Regions from separate parts of the Homo sapiens genome. Here regions 1 and 2 are each linked to region 3. Evidence: chromatin contacts called from ENCODE Hi-C or POLR2A ChIA-PET data. All regions are on one chromosome and are shown on one strand. Each heading gives the region's core, a stretch centred on a gene start or an enhancer-like site at or near the end of the contact. The rest is flanking DNA. Distances are from core to core; before and after follow the strand shown. Region 1 holds the start of ZNF417 (zinc finger protein 417). Region 2 holds the start of ZNF587 (zinc finger protein 587). Region 3 holds the start of ZNF264 (zinc finger protein 264).

Region 1 (4,720 bases), core at 2,221-4,720, 730 kb before region 3:
ATTCACGCGTTTCTCTTGCCTCAGCCTCCCCTGTAGCTGGGACTACAGGCACCTGCCACCAGGCCTGGCTAATTTTTTGTATTTTTAGTAGAGACGGGGTTTCACCGTCTTAGCCAGGATGGTCTCGATCTCCTGACCTTGTGATCTGCCCACCTCGGCCTCCCAAAGTGCTGGGATTACAGGCGTGAGCCACCACGCCCAGCCTACCTAGTCAGTATTAATAGGCTTTTGTATCTTGCAATTTACAACTGTTTCTCTTATGTAATATTAATTTTTCATGCAGAACACTCCCTCCTCTCAAATCAATGATAATCACTTCCCATCAATGACATGAACTCATGGCTTTTACAAATGCCCAGTATGAACAGATGGAGAGCACCAACTTTAAGTACTGTTTGAAATGCTTGTTCTTTAGTGCCGTAAAGAAATAGCACTTGACTTGGCCGGGCGCGGTGGCTCATGCCTATAATCCCAGCACTTTGGGAGGCCGAGGTGGGAGGATCACCTGAGGTCGGGAGTTCAAGACCAGCCTGACCAAGATGGAGAGACCCCATCTCTACTAAAAATACAAAATTAGCTGGGCATGGTGGCGCATGCCTATAATCCTAACTACTCAGGAGGCTGAGGCAGGAGAATCACTTGAACCTGGGAGACGGAGGTTGTGGTGAGCCAAGATCGCGCCATTGCTCTCCAGCCTGGGCAACAAGAGCGAAACTCCGTCTCAAAAAAAAAAAAAGAAAGAAAGAAATAGCATTGAACATAAATTTAATTTCCTCAGCAAGGCCATTTTTACTTTCTGCAGAAACGGTATACTCGCCAGCAGTTTTGCTGTGAGATTACACTGAACAAAGGAGACAGGGTCATTTATAACCTGCCTGACGCATCCACCTTACTGCTGTGTCCGGTTTCCACTGGCTAAATACAAATTCACATTCTGTATTTGTCCTGATTGACTAGCAACTTAGAACATTTTTAAAAGAGGCAAAGGCAAGAGGAAAACGAAGGAGGAATTAACTTATGGAATGCTAAGAAAGGCAAAAACACCTTCAAATAAGAGGAACAGGCTATGACAATGCTTGCTTGGACCAGTGTAAACATGCCAGGGCAAATATTTAGGCTAAATTGTGGGAGCTAAGAACATAAAGTACATGGATTTTTTTAATTACGGCTAGAAGATATTTAAGAATGTTAGCACAGGTCTTTGAATAAATTTTGCTTCTAAGAGAAGTTACTATTTATTCCTAATTAGATGGGAGGAAAGTCTTTGAAGAGGAACCTGTACTTTACTTTTTACAGACTGTAGCCATCACTACTACCAAGATACCATTTATTTTATTGTTTTTTGTTTCTTTGTTTGAGAGAGTCTCGCTCTGTCGCCAGGCTGCAGTGCAATGGCGCGATCTCAGCTCACAGCAACCTCTGCCTCCCGGGTTCAAGTGATTCTCCTGCCTTAGCCTCCCGAGTAGCTGGGACTACAGGCGTGTGCCACCACACCCGGCTAATTTTTTTTTTGTATTTTTAGTAGAGACGGGGTTTCACCATGTTAGCCAGGATGGTCTCGATCTCCTGAACTGGTGATCCGCCTGCCTCGGCCTCCCAAAGTGCGAGGATTACAGGCGTGAGCCACCGTGCCCAGCCTTATTGTTCTTTATAAGACTGATGTCAAATTACTAAAAGGAGTTGAATGTAAGTTAGAATATCAAGTAAAGGATACTAAGTGGGAAAAAGTGTTGTTCAATTAATTGAACGCTATAATGATTTGTGAACCCCCCAAATTTGAGACAGGTCTCAGTTAATTTAAATAGTTTATTTTGCTGGCCAGGTGTGGTGACTCATGCCTGTAACCCCAACACATTGGAGGGTGAGGCAGGCAGATCACGAGGGAGATCGAGACCATCCTAAACAAGGTGAAACCCCCGTCTGTACTGAAACTACAAAAATTGGCGTGATGCCACGTGCCTGTACTCCCAGCTACTCGGGAGGCTAAGGCAGGAGAATCACTTGAACCCGAGAGGCAGAGGTTGCAGTGAGCCGAGATCGCGCCACTGCACTCGAGCCTGACCAAAGAGCGAGACTCCGTCTCATAAAAGAAAAAGTTTATTTTGCCAAGGTTGAGGACACATGCCCGTGACACAGCCTCAGGAAGTCCTGACGACATGTGCCCATGGTGGTTGGGGTACAGGTTGGTTTTATACATTTTAGGGGGACATGAGACATCAGTGAATATATGTAAGAAGTACATTGGTTCCGACCAGAAAGGCGGGAACAACTCGAAGCAGGGAGGGGACTTCCAGGTCACAGGTAGACAGGTAGAGAGACAAATAGTTGGATTCTTTTTAATTTCTGATAAGTCCTTCCAAAGGAGGCAATCAGAATAGGCATCTATCTCAGTGAGGAGAGGGAAGACTTTGAATAGAATGGGAGGCAAGTTTGCCCTGAGCAGTTCCCAGATTGACTTTTCCCTTTAGCTTAGTAATTTTGAGGCCACAAGATTTTCCTTTCACAGATTCTATCAGCAGGAGAGTTGTTTTCTGTAGGAATCACAGAGATTCAGCTTTGCACTCCTGCTATAGGGGAGCACATCCCTAACTTCCTTCATTTGCCTTAGGCACTCTAAGGCTTCTGAGGGCCTTCAGACACATTATAACACAACAACGCTTATCAGCCTCTGCTTCCAGTGCAGGTATTTTGCGACTGAACGACTGTTTCAAACGGTGTGGTAATTTGGATTTTTAGCCTTTAGGAGAATCCTAAATAATAGTTTTAGCTTGAGCTCCCTATTATTTACCTTGCGCTCCCCGAAATCTGAAACAGTATTTTTCCAGATTCTTGAGTGATTAGTTACAGACACTAGTCTCCAGGAATCTCAATACGGCTTCTAAGGCTAGGTGAGACCCCTCCTCTGCCCTAGAAAGGCGCCTTTTTTTTTTTTTTTTTTTTTTTTTTTTTTTTTTTTTTTGAGACAGAGTCTTGCTCTGTCGCGCAGGCTGGAGGGCAGTGGCGCGATCCCAGCTCACTGCAAGCTCTGCCTCCCAGGTTCACGCCATTCTCCTCCAGCCTCAGCCTCCAGAGTAGCTGTGACTGTAGGCGCCCGCCACCACACCCAGCTAACTTTTTTTTTTTTTGAATTTTTAGTAGACACGGGGTTTCACCGTGTTAGCCAGGATGGTCTCCATCTCCTGACCTCGTGATCCGCCCACCTCCGCCTTCCAAAGTGCTGAGATTACAGGCTTGAGCCACTGCGCCCGGCCAGAAGGGTGCGCTTTTTAAGGAGAACCCCTGACCTGATGGCGGGCTTTTCCTGCAGATGGACTCTGGGTATCGCTCTTTTTAGCGCCATGGAAAGTGGGGAACTACATTACCCAGAAAGCTCTGCGTTAAACGACAGCCGGTCAGAGCCAATGAGCACTCGGAAAGAAGGCATTTCCACGTGTGCACGTAACGTAAGGCTGAGACTTCCGGGGTCTCTAGTAGCGGCTGTGTATCGGTGACGCGGGTGTTTCCCCAGTTTGTGGCCCCTGAGTGCTGGGGGGGGACCGCGGTGACTGAACCTAGAAGGTGGAGAGGAATCGTCCTCGGTGCCCAGAGGCGGCTCTGCAGCCCCGTGACGGCGACCACTGCTCCCGGGCCGTGCTTCCCCAAGTAGTCCGATGGCAGCGGCTGCGCCGAGGCGCCCGACTCAGGTAATTGTGGCGCCTTCTGTGCCCTCAGGTCACCCCATCGTCACCCAGGTCCTAAACCAGCGAGGGAGCGGCTCCTGCTCACGGGTCTGTAGCCGGTACCCGGCGTAGGAACACTGAGGCGCTCGCAGGAGGGGTCCCTGTGTAACTGTCCAGTGGGGGTCCCTGTGTAACTGTCCAGTGGGTTCACCTTGCCAGCTGCCTAGACAGAGCCGATTTATGAAGACTGGAGAATTGCGATGGAGAAATAGTAATTGACGCAGAGCCGTCAGGCTGTTCTGGAGACAGGAGTTTTATTATTACTCAAATCAGTCTCCATTAGCATTCCGGGATCAGAGTTTTCAACATTAATTTGGCGGTAAGGGTTGGGACCTGAGATGGATTCATAGAGGGTTAAAGTGAGTTTTTCATGCTGTTTTCTGTTCTGGGTGGGATGGCAGAACTGATTGACCCAGATTACCGGTCTGTGTGTTGTCAGCTGATCCATCCAGTGCAGGATCTGCAAAATACCTCAAGCACTGATCTTAGGTTTTACAATAGTGATTTATCTTCAGGAGCAACTTGGGGAGGTTCAGACTCTTGGAGTCAGAAGCTGCATGACCCCTAAACGGTAATTTCTAACCTTGTAGCTAATTCGTTAGTCCTGCAAAGGCAGGCTGTTCTCCAGGCAAGAAGGGGGTCTTTTCAGGAAAGGGCTATTATCAATTTTGTTTCAGAGTGAAACCATGAACTGAATTCCTTCCCTAAGTTAATTCAGCCTATACCCAGGAATGAACAAGGACAGCTGAAAGGTTGGAAGCAAGACGGAGTCAGTAAGGTCTGATTTCTTTCACTGTCATAATTTCCTCAGTTATAATTTTGCAAAGACGGTTTCACCTGTTTCTGACACCCGTGGGATGCGGTGGGGAGAGCAACAAGCACAGGGAGGGGCGCAGGCAATGGCCTGGAGATGGACGGAGCCGGGAGGATGGAACCTGTCTGGAACAAAGTGTGAGGTGGAGCTCTCCCTGGAAGAGTAAGCAGGCCGAGGGCTGTGCATT
Region 2 (4,422 bases), core at 1,801-4,300, 660 kb before region 3:
TAGACTCCAGGCTGGACAAGAGAGTGAAACTCCGTCTCAAAAAAAAAAAAAAAAAAAAAAAAAAAAAAGCCTAGCTGTCTCGGCTGGGCGCATTGGTCCATGCCTATAATCCCAGCACTTTGGGAGGCCGAGATGTGACGATCACTTGAGGTCAGGAGTTCGAGACCAGCCTGGCCAACATGGTAAAACCTCGTCTCTACTAAAAATACAAAAATTAGCTGGGCATGATGGTGGGTGCCTGTAATGCCAGCTACCTTGAATGCTGAGGCAGGAGAATTGCTTGAACCTGGGAGGCAGAGGCTCCAGTGAGCCCAAGATTGCGCCATTGCACTCCAGCCTGGGCAACAAGACTGAAATTCCACGTTAAGAAAAAAAAAAGAAAACCTAGCTGTCTCTTTACAAAAAGTGAATCCTGAATCCAGACCCATGTGATTTACCACTTATCTGATCCATTAACCCTCACCTGGATTATGGCAGGAGCCTTATCTCTGACCTTTCTTCCTCTTCCCTCAACCCACAGTCTATGCAACAAGGTCCAGCCAGATGAAGCCTGTAGCCAGGTAGAACTGTGGTAATATCACCTCCTGACTTTGATCCGTTTTATCTCTAAGCATTTCACAACCTGGTAGCAAATCCTGGGTTAATCTTACAAGGGTGTTTACATTGGTTGACAGAAATGGGAATACCTCCATATAACCTGTCATGGACTTGGTATCCTGGCTTCAGAGATTCTCCAGGGTCCTCGGATCAAAGGACTGAAAAAAATGGCACTTAAGAGTCCCAGGACACCACAAGCTAGAGAACCTGTAGATGGCGTCAGGACCAATGAGGGAATGGAACACCCTCCACTTCCCTGTGTGGGTTCCCTAAGTGCTTCTGCAGCCAGGAGTGCCTGAGGGGAAAGGCAGACATTACAAACATGTCACAGGATTTGATAAGCTCAGGACTCCCTGAACCCTTTCTTGTCCCTGGAACCAGGTAACCCTAAGGCTGGTTGTCTGACCTGCTTTTCTCAGTGCAAAATGTCATCTCTACCATCTATGTGATCTACAAAACGGATTCAACCTCCCAAGGCCCCAAAGTCCTCATCCTCTCTCTCTATGATGTTCTTCCTTTGATTGGCCTTTGGGAAACTTCTTAAAAGCCTGGATTTGGATCATGTCCCTCCTTTCTTCAAAACTCTCCATGGCTTCTAGAATCCTCATGATGAATGCACAGCCCCTGGCCTGCTTGCTCTACCAGGAAGAGCTCCATCTCACACGTTGTTCCTGACAGATGCCTGTGAACCCCAGGTTCCATCCTTCCAGCTCTGTCCATCTGCAGGCCATTGCCTGCACCCCTACCTGTGCCTGTCACTCTCCCCACTGCATCCCACTGGTGTCAGAAACAGGTGAAACCGACTTTGCAAAATTATAACTGACGAAATTATGACAGTGAAAGAAATCAGACCTAACCGACTCCATCTTGCTTCCAACCTTTCAGCCGTCTTTTTTCATTCCTGGGCATAGGCTGAATTAACTTTGGAAAAGAATTCAGTTCATGGTTTCACTCTGAAACAAAATTGATAATAGCCCTTTCCTGAAAAGACCCCTTTCTTGCCTGGGGACCAGCCTGTCTTTGCAGGACTAACAAATTAGCTACAAGAATAGAAATTACGGTTTAGGGGTCATGCAGCTTCTGGCTCCAAGAGTCTGAACCTCCCCAAGTTGCTCCTGAAGATAACCTTACTATTGTAAAACCTAATGTGAGTTTCTGGGGTGCTAGTTGAGTTGGTCTCCCCTGTGTGAGACACCCATGGGAAGCCATGGGCGGCCTCTGAGGAGAAAAGTCTCCTTATTGCCTTCATGTCTTTATGCCCCGAGAGCATAACTCTTCAGCAGCATTCCATGGGTTGCTCAGGGAGATCACACTCCCTTGAAGCAGTGGAGCATAATCAAACATCTTGGCTCCTCCTGAAACCCGCAGCCACCCGTTTCAGTTAAGTTAAAGATCTTAAGTAGTTTAGACACACGCCTTTGTTCAAGGAAATTCACAGAAACGGCCAGTGCTTTACATCTTATGGAATGACTCACGAGTTCTCCTTTACTGATTAATCCTTTTCCTGATCGCTTCCTCCCCCTCCAATCAGCCATAAGAACAAAGAGCTTGTAAACCAATAAACTGGGTGGAGCCCAAGAGCTCTGGGCCGCCAGGAAGCCTCCAATGCTCTGGCCACCTGGACCCGCCTTTTAAATGCGTATTCTGTCTCTTTCTAACTCCTTTGTCTCCGCAGGACTCGGGGTATCTGCTGGGTGGTGTGGGGCTGGTTTCCCCAATATCTAAGATCAGTGCTTGGGGCATTTTGCAGATCCTGCACTGGATGGATCAGCGGACAACACACAGACCGGTAATCTGGGTCAATCAGTTCTGCCATCCCACCCAGAACAGAAAACAGCATGAAAAACTCACTTTAACCCCCTATGAATCCATCTCCAACCAGACTGATCAGCACTCCCCACTTCCCAAGCCCCTACCCGCCAAATTTTGAAAACTCTGATCCCAGAATGCTCAGGGAGACTGATTTGAATAATAAAACTCCTGTCTCCCGAACAGCAGGACGGCTCTGCGTGAATTACTATTTCTCCATCGCAATTCCCCAGTCTTCATAAATCGGCTCTGTCTAGGCAGCTGGCAACGTGAACCCACTGGACGGTTACAAGGAGAGGCCTCCTGTGAGCGCCTCAGTGTTCCTACGCCGGGTACCGGCTACAGACCCACGAGCAGGAGCCGCTCCCTCGCTGGTTTAGGACCTGGGTGACGATGGGGTGACCTGAGGGCACAGAAGGCACCACAATTACCTGAGTTGGGCGCCTCGGCACAGCCGCTGCCATCGGACTACTTGGGGAAGCACGGCCCGGGAGCAGTGGTCGCCGTCACGGGGCTGCAGAGCCGCCTCTGGGCACCGAGGACGATTCCTCTCCACCTTCTAGGTTCAGTCACCGCGGTCCCACCCAGCACTCAGGGGCCACAAACTGGGGAAACACCCGCATCGCCGATACACAGCCGCTACTAGAGACCCCGGAAGTCTCGGCCTTACGTTACGTGCACACGTGGAAATGCCTTCTTTCCGAGTGCTCACTGGCTCTGACCGGCTGTCGTTTAAAGCAGAGCTTTCTGGGTAATGTAGTTCCCCACTTTCCATGACACAACATGGTTACCAGGTTCTGAAATGTTCATGGCTCAGATGCACCTCCAAGCCTTTGTACCTATTGGTTCCTCTACCTGTATTACTCTAGCTGGGGTGAAGCCTGTAATACACAGCATTTACCTGAGCTAGGTCCCTCAGTGTGGCTGCTGCCATCAACTGTGGGTGGAGCAGGCATCACCCCAGCCAGTGCCTATGAGCCTCAGACCTGCCACTTGGGAGCAGAGATGACTACTCCTCTTGTGCCTTCTCAGTCCCAACCCAGTACTCCCTGGCCTGACAAGCATGCCCAGAAATCCCTCATCCTGGGCCTTGCAACTAGCGCCTTCTGGGTAAAGTACTTCCCAGAGCTCTCAGCCAACAATGGTGGTATCCTCCAAGAGCAAACCGAATGCAGACCATGTTACATTCTGAGGGCTGCTGGAAAGCCCTGCTCACACCTCAAAGGAGGAAGATTATTGATTCTTTGTAAAAGCATCAAATAGGTATCACATCAGACTCTAGGAAGCTCATCCTGCACCCAGAGAATAAAAATACTATTTGAGATGCTCCCAAACTTTACTTATCTAAGTGGCCATATCATTGGCATCATTCAGACTTACAATGTGTGCACTCAGAGCTGAGAACATTAAGTATTGATTGCTCTTTAAATTCACGTAGACTGAATCATTACAGTCAGTTTTGCGAGTTTCATTGTTTTGTTGGGAACAAAAGAAAATTCTCCATAAGACATGATGACAGGATGGGTACAAAAAACAGTGAGCAAAAATGAATAAGACCTAATATTTGCTACCATAACAGGGTGGCTATAGTCAAAATAATTTAATTATATATTTAAAAATAACTAAAAGAGTATAACTGGACTGTTTATAATACAGAGGATAAATGTTGAGGTGACTGAGACCCCATTTACCCTATGTGATTATCACATATGGCATGGCTACATCAAAATATCTAATGTAATCTACAAATATATACACTACTATATACCCACAAAAAATAAAAATAAAGGCCAGACATGGTGGCTCACACCTGTAATCCCAGCACTTTGGGAGGCCAAGGCAGGTGGATCACCTGAGGTCGGGAGTTCGAGACCAGCCTGGCCAACATGGAGAAACCGTGTCTCTACTGAAAGTACAAAATTTTCCAGGCATGGTGCTGCATGCCTCCAATTCCAGCTACTCGGGAGGCTGAGGTAGGAGAATTACTTGAACCCTGGAGGTGGAGGTTGCGATGAG
Region 3 (4,807 bases), core at 1,736-4,235:
GAGTTATTACTACTTAATAAACTGTCCTTTTTATATATATCTATTCTATTAGTTCTGTCCCTTTAGAGAACCCTAATCCAGGTGGCCACTCTTGTCTTGAACTCACTAAGGCAGAAAAAGCCATAGAGAATAGACGTGACATGAGCAGACCCAGACAGAGAAGCCAGGACACCATCGTGGTGGTTCTCAGTTCCTACACCAGCCCCTCATGAGGCACAGCTGAAAATTACCTTTGAGTTTGCAAAACACCCCATTTCCTTTTACCACCTTCTCCTTTGGCTGGGAGCCAAAGAGTACCCTGTCTTTAGCCCAGAGATATAGGAGACCAGATAGGAAGAGGTTACTGTGGAAAATGACTAAAGCTGTGGGAAAGAGGCAAGGTAGATTCTAGAGGCCTTCTTGTGCAGCCAGGCCTGGAGTCAGAAGATGGAATGAAGGAAGTGGCAGGTCACCTGCATGGTGGAGGGGGAAGGAAGGCCTTACCCAGAGACACCAGGAGCCCACAGTTTTCCAGCATCACCTCCTGGTACAGGGTCCGCTGAGCTAGGTCCAGCTGCCCCCACTCCTCCTTGGTGAAAGTCACAGCCACATCATCAAAGGTCACAGACACCTGGAAAGTCAAACAGAATTAGTAGTATTGGCCTTTCAGCTGCTGAATGAGATCACAGACTGTGCTCCACTGGAAAAGGTGTACAGTGATGGCGGCCTGAATCACAGAGCACCTCCTGAGGGCCTAGCTCTGTGCTGGGCTCAAGAGGGAAGATAGATGCTTTTAACATAATACCAGAGTAAAGGAGAGAAGCCTCCTATTTAACGGCCGTTAGAGAATGACACAGGACAACGGAAACAACTTGTGGACTGTGAAATACAGAAGCTAAGGGCTCTAAAACGACAGGGAAATGGGGAAATGGTAATAATAGCAATAATGGTTACAACGGCAGTACCTGAGTCTCACTGGTCCAGCTAGGTGCCTGCCCCATGTTGAAGGCTTCACATCCTGTGTAAACACAGTGACTAGAAGTTCCTAGCTCCAAACACTTGAAACTGACACTTGACAGCTCTTACCTCAAAGACAGCATTTCATTTCTCTGAGCCTTGATTTCTGGATCAATACAATAACACTTCCCACCAGTAACAGTTGTTAAATTTAAAGTATTCAATGCTCAGTGTGCTCTGGGATTTTTATTAATCCTTTCACAGTCCCTGCAGTCAACACCATCATCACCTTCACAGTCAATGACTTCATGCTAAGGAAGCGCTATCAATTCACCCAGTCACACATCTCACCACCATAGATAGGATCTAAACATGGGGTTACTATGATTCACGGTCTAACAGTGTAACTCCAACACTCCCCCAACATCAAAGCAAATCTAATGCGATGAAGTTATAAGCATTTCCACTCATTTCTAACATTAAGTCTATTTCAATTAGCCCTGAAAAACGTATCTGTGGGCCGGGCATGGTGGCTCATGCATGTAATCCCAGCACTTTGGGAGGTCGAGGTGGGCGGATCGCTTGAGGCCAGGAGTTGAAGACCAGCCTGGCAAATATGGTGAAACCCAGTCTCTACTAAAATACAAAAATCAGTCAGGTGTGGTAGTGCATGCCTGTAATCCCAACTACTCGGCAGGCTGGGGCAGGAGAATTGCTTGAACCTGGGAGGCAGAGACTGCAGTGAGCTGAGAGTGCACCACTGTACTCCAGCCTGGGCGACAGAGTGAGACCCTGTCTCAAAACAAAAAAAAGTATGTGAACACGGGCACAAAAAGCTCAGCATTCCTCACTGACCCCACAGAGCGGCACTGGAAGGGCTGCATCTACTTGGGGAACGACAGGCTCCAGACCAGCTTCCCATGCCCTCTGGGATCTCCCTGGGTCTCCCAGATCCCCCAAGGAAATTCCACAATGAACCAACCATCGGCCTCTTTCCTTACTGGGTTCCGACAGAACTTGTCTCTGACGCCAGGATACTTTGGGGCCACGGAACACGAGCGGCCAAGGATAATGCAGGCTGTAGCGATGAGAGTAAGGGCATCTGACTGGCCACAATGTCTGCAGTAGTTGCGGATGGCTAGAACATCCAGGAAAAGACCACACACTGTTGCCCTCCACGTCTCAGCGGCCGCAGGAAAACCATGGCAACCTTACACACCCTCCTGAGCCTCCTTAAACATACAACATACCTTGTCTCTGCTCGCGCATTTGTCGGCTTGCTACTGCCCTGCCCTCCCCTTCCCCCCTCAGGCCCCCAATTCATGCTGGAATGAGACCTGGTCCACCAGAGAATGCTTGCAGGCCAAGGATGATGGGAGTCCCCAGAGGAAGCATCATTCACTCAACAACCTACGGAGCTCCTTCCAGTAGGCCCAACACTCCTTACGGCCAGGTATAAATTAAGTGGCAAACCAGCTCCACACACCAAAGCGAACGACGACTGCGAAGACAAATCCAGGGGATACCTGGGCTCCCACCCACTTCGGAAACCGCCTCAGCGCTGGCAAGGAAGCGGCAACCGCGAAGCCACCGTCCACTCACCTGGGCCCGGTCCGTCAGCACCGCTGCCGCCATCACGTCACCCCCTGGGCCGCAGAGCTGGGACAGAGGAGCCCCGGGCGGCCTGACGGACCCCACCTGTGCCCGACCCTGGCCGGTTGCCCGGGGCTTCCAGGCGCGCTCGGGGCCGCCGCCTCCTCGGTGGCAACGGCGTTCCAGACGCAGGGCCGCCGCCTCCTCGGTGGCAACCGCGTTCCAGACCCAGGGCGCCGCCCCTGGAGACCGCGGGGCTGAAGGGCGGGGGAGGAGAGACCGCAGCTTGACGGCGACCCAGGAACAAACCCACGGAAGGGGTCAGGCTCGTACAAAGGTGCGGCGGGGATTCCTATCCTACTCCCCTGCTCGGTCCTGACTAGGGACCTGCAAAGCGGCCCCGACCGGGGCCCTCAGTGGCTACAGACCTCTCCAGACAGAAGTGCAGAAGAAAATGGCGTCCGCAGCGAGCAACCCGGAAGTCCCGCCCCCACCGGCGTGAGCCGTCGGAAACGTCCCCGTCCTAGGCCGTCGTTGGCCCAGCTCCCGCCGTACGCATAATGCACAGCCTTCTAAGTAGTGTAGTTTTCCTCATGTGTTCAACAACGGGAGGAACGCTTCACGGCGCAAGTTTTCCTCCCAGGGAAAGGCACTCCAGGACCCGAGGAGACGCTCCAGACCCACCTCTTTACGGTGGGCACAACTCGAGGGGAAGGATGGAGGGAGGGAACCGAGGGGCAAGGGTTACATTGCATTCTTCTCTCGGGAAAATCGGAGCTCGGGAGACAGGGACTTTCCTTCAGGTCAGGGCACAGGCAAAGGCGCAGAACTGGGTCCTCAGCTCGCCTGGCGACTGACCCCCTTTCACATCCCTCCTCCCCGGATCATCATCTTGGAAGACACAAAAAAGCCGAATGATCATCTGGAAGCCCTGCCCCGACACGTTGTGTGCGCAAACTGCCCTCTTTTGAGCCTTCTTTGGACCAGCACAGCCTCTACGTGATGCAGGGAGTCATGTATTTGGCCCAGACCACACAAAAAGTGGATTTGCCCACTTCTGAGGTGGGGAGGCTGCAAGTGGAGGAGGTTCGGAGGCTCAGGATGGTTAGTTTGAAATGTCTACAGAACCACAAAGTATCTCTGTCACAGGCAATTCGACTTACGACTGAATGTTGGAAGAAGGTTTGAGCATGAATATATGAATTTAGGAGTTACCTTACACTGTTATTTCAAGTCATGATATTGAGTGAGACCATCAAGGCAATGCATGTAGATGGAGAAGAAAATACACAGAGCATGAGCCGGGGACCAAGTCTACATCATTAAATGGTTGATGACAATATTACCAGAAAGGCCAGGTCCTTGCATCTAGATCCTGCTGCTTGCTGCACAGAAGGCCAGTCAGCAAGACAATGAGTATTGTCAGGGATGAAGGCTTTATTCGGTGCTGCAGCTGAGGAAAATGGGAGATCAATCTCAAATCTCTTTCCTCAACTGACTAAAACTAGGGGTTTATACATCAGGGAAGAAGTGTAACTATGTTTGAGAAAACAGGAATTAGGAAGGGGTAAGGAAGAGGAATGGGTCAACAGGCAGCAGATGGTCAGTTAGGCAATCATCATGGGTAAGGGGTATAGCATCTCGTTTTTCCAGATGTGGTAATCCAGTAAGTTTCAGTTTCTTTATACTATCTGGGAGGCCTGATGCTTGGTTTCCTGAGAAAGGAAATCAGATAAGACAAATAAAAGTGTCTCGAGTTTTAGGAAGGGGAGGCTCAATGTCTATAATGTGTTGATTCAAAAGAAACCATAAATATCAGTTCTATGGGACACTGGAGCTGGTTTCAGTTCCCTGTTTCTATTTATCAATTCCTCAATCATGGGGAATCTGGACGTGATCTTTCTGGCTGCTTTATGCTGAGGAGGGGTATTGTGGGTGGCTGCATACCATAGATGACCACGTGGCCACTCAGATTAACTCAAAGGTTAATCTAACGCTATAGTTTTCTTTCTTTCTTTCTTTTTTTTTTTTGAGACAGAGTTTTGTTCTTTCACCTAGGCTGGAGTGCAGTGGCACGATCTCCGCTCACTGCAACCTCTGCCTCCTAGGTTCAAGCGATCCTCCTGCCTCAGCTTCCCGAGTAGCTGGGATTACAGGTGCCCACCACCATGCCTGGCTAATTTTTGTATTTTTAGTAGAGACGGGGTTTCACCATGTTGGCCAGGCTGGTCTCAAACTCCTGACCTCATGATCCGCCCACCTCAGCCTCCCAAAGTTG

The links. A loop is a pair of places that touch in the nucleus more often than their neighbours do. ChIA-PET counts read pairs that join two places held with the same protein, here RNA polymerase II (POLR2A). Pooled maps may share reads with other maps.
Region 1: a loop to region 3 is called in a pooled map, with 9 times the contacts of the local background. The contact joins the promoter of ZNF417 here to the promoter of ZNF264 in region 3. A Hi-C loop is called at or near these places in 1 of 37 single-sample maps with no recorded cell type and 10 of 50 pooled maps. POLR2A ChIA-PET finds 5 or more read pairs at or near these places in 2 of 52 experiments (A549 and activated T-cell).
Region 2: a loop to region 3 is called in a pooled map, with 7 times the contacts of the local background. The contact joins the promoter of ZNF587 here to the promoter of ZNF264 in region 3. A Hi-C loop is called at or near these places in 5 of 50 pooled maps. POLR2A ChIA-PET finds 5 or more read pairs at or near these places in 2 of 52 experiments (OCI-LY7 and activated T-cell).

What each region holds. Positions count from the first base shown.
Region 1 is chr19:57,915,342-57,920,061 of GRCh38, reverse strand. It overlaps ZNF417 (zinc finger protein 417), which reads left to right and starts at 3,470. Exons shown (of 3, transcript NM_152475.3): 1 at 3,470-3,683. The coding sequence starts at 3,651. RefSeq lists enhancers at 3,094-3,153, 2,550-3,405, 3,424-3,713.
Region 2 is chr19:57,848,487-57,852,908 of GRCh38, reverse strand. ZNF587 (zinc finger protein 587) reads right to left here and starts at 3,050. Exons shown (of 3, transcript NM_032828.4): 1 at 2,838-3,050. The coding sequence starts at 2,870. LOC124904782 (a long non-coding RNA gene) reads left to right here. Exons shown (of 2, transcript XR_007067358.1): 2 at 2,348-2,594. RefSeq lists enhancers at 1,409-2,608, 2,663-2,752, 2,803-3,042, 3,213-3,272, 3,343-3,452.
Region 3 is chr19:57,189,678-57,194,484 of GRCh38, reverse strand. It overlaps ZNF264 (zinc finger protein 264), which reads right to left and starts at 2,985. Exons shown (of 4, transcript NM_003417.5): 1 at 2,539-2,985; 2 at 484-610. The coding sequence starts at 2,571. RefSeq lists a silencer at 2,470-2,739 and enhancers at 2,910-2,969, 2,980-3,069, 3,090-3,149.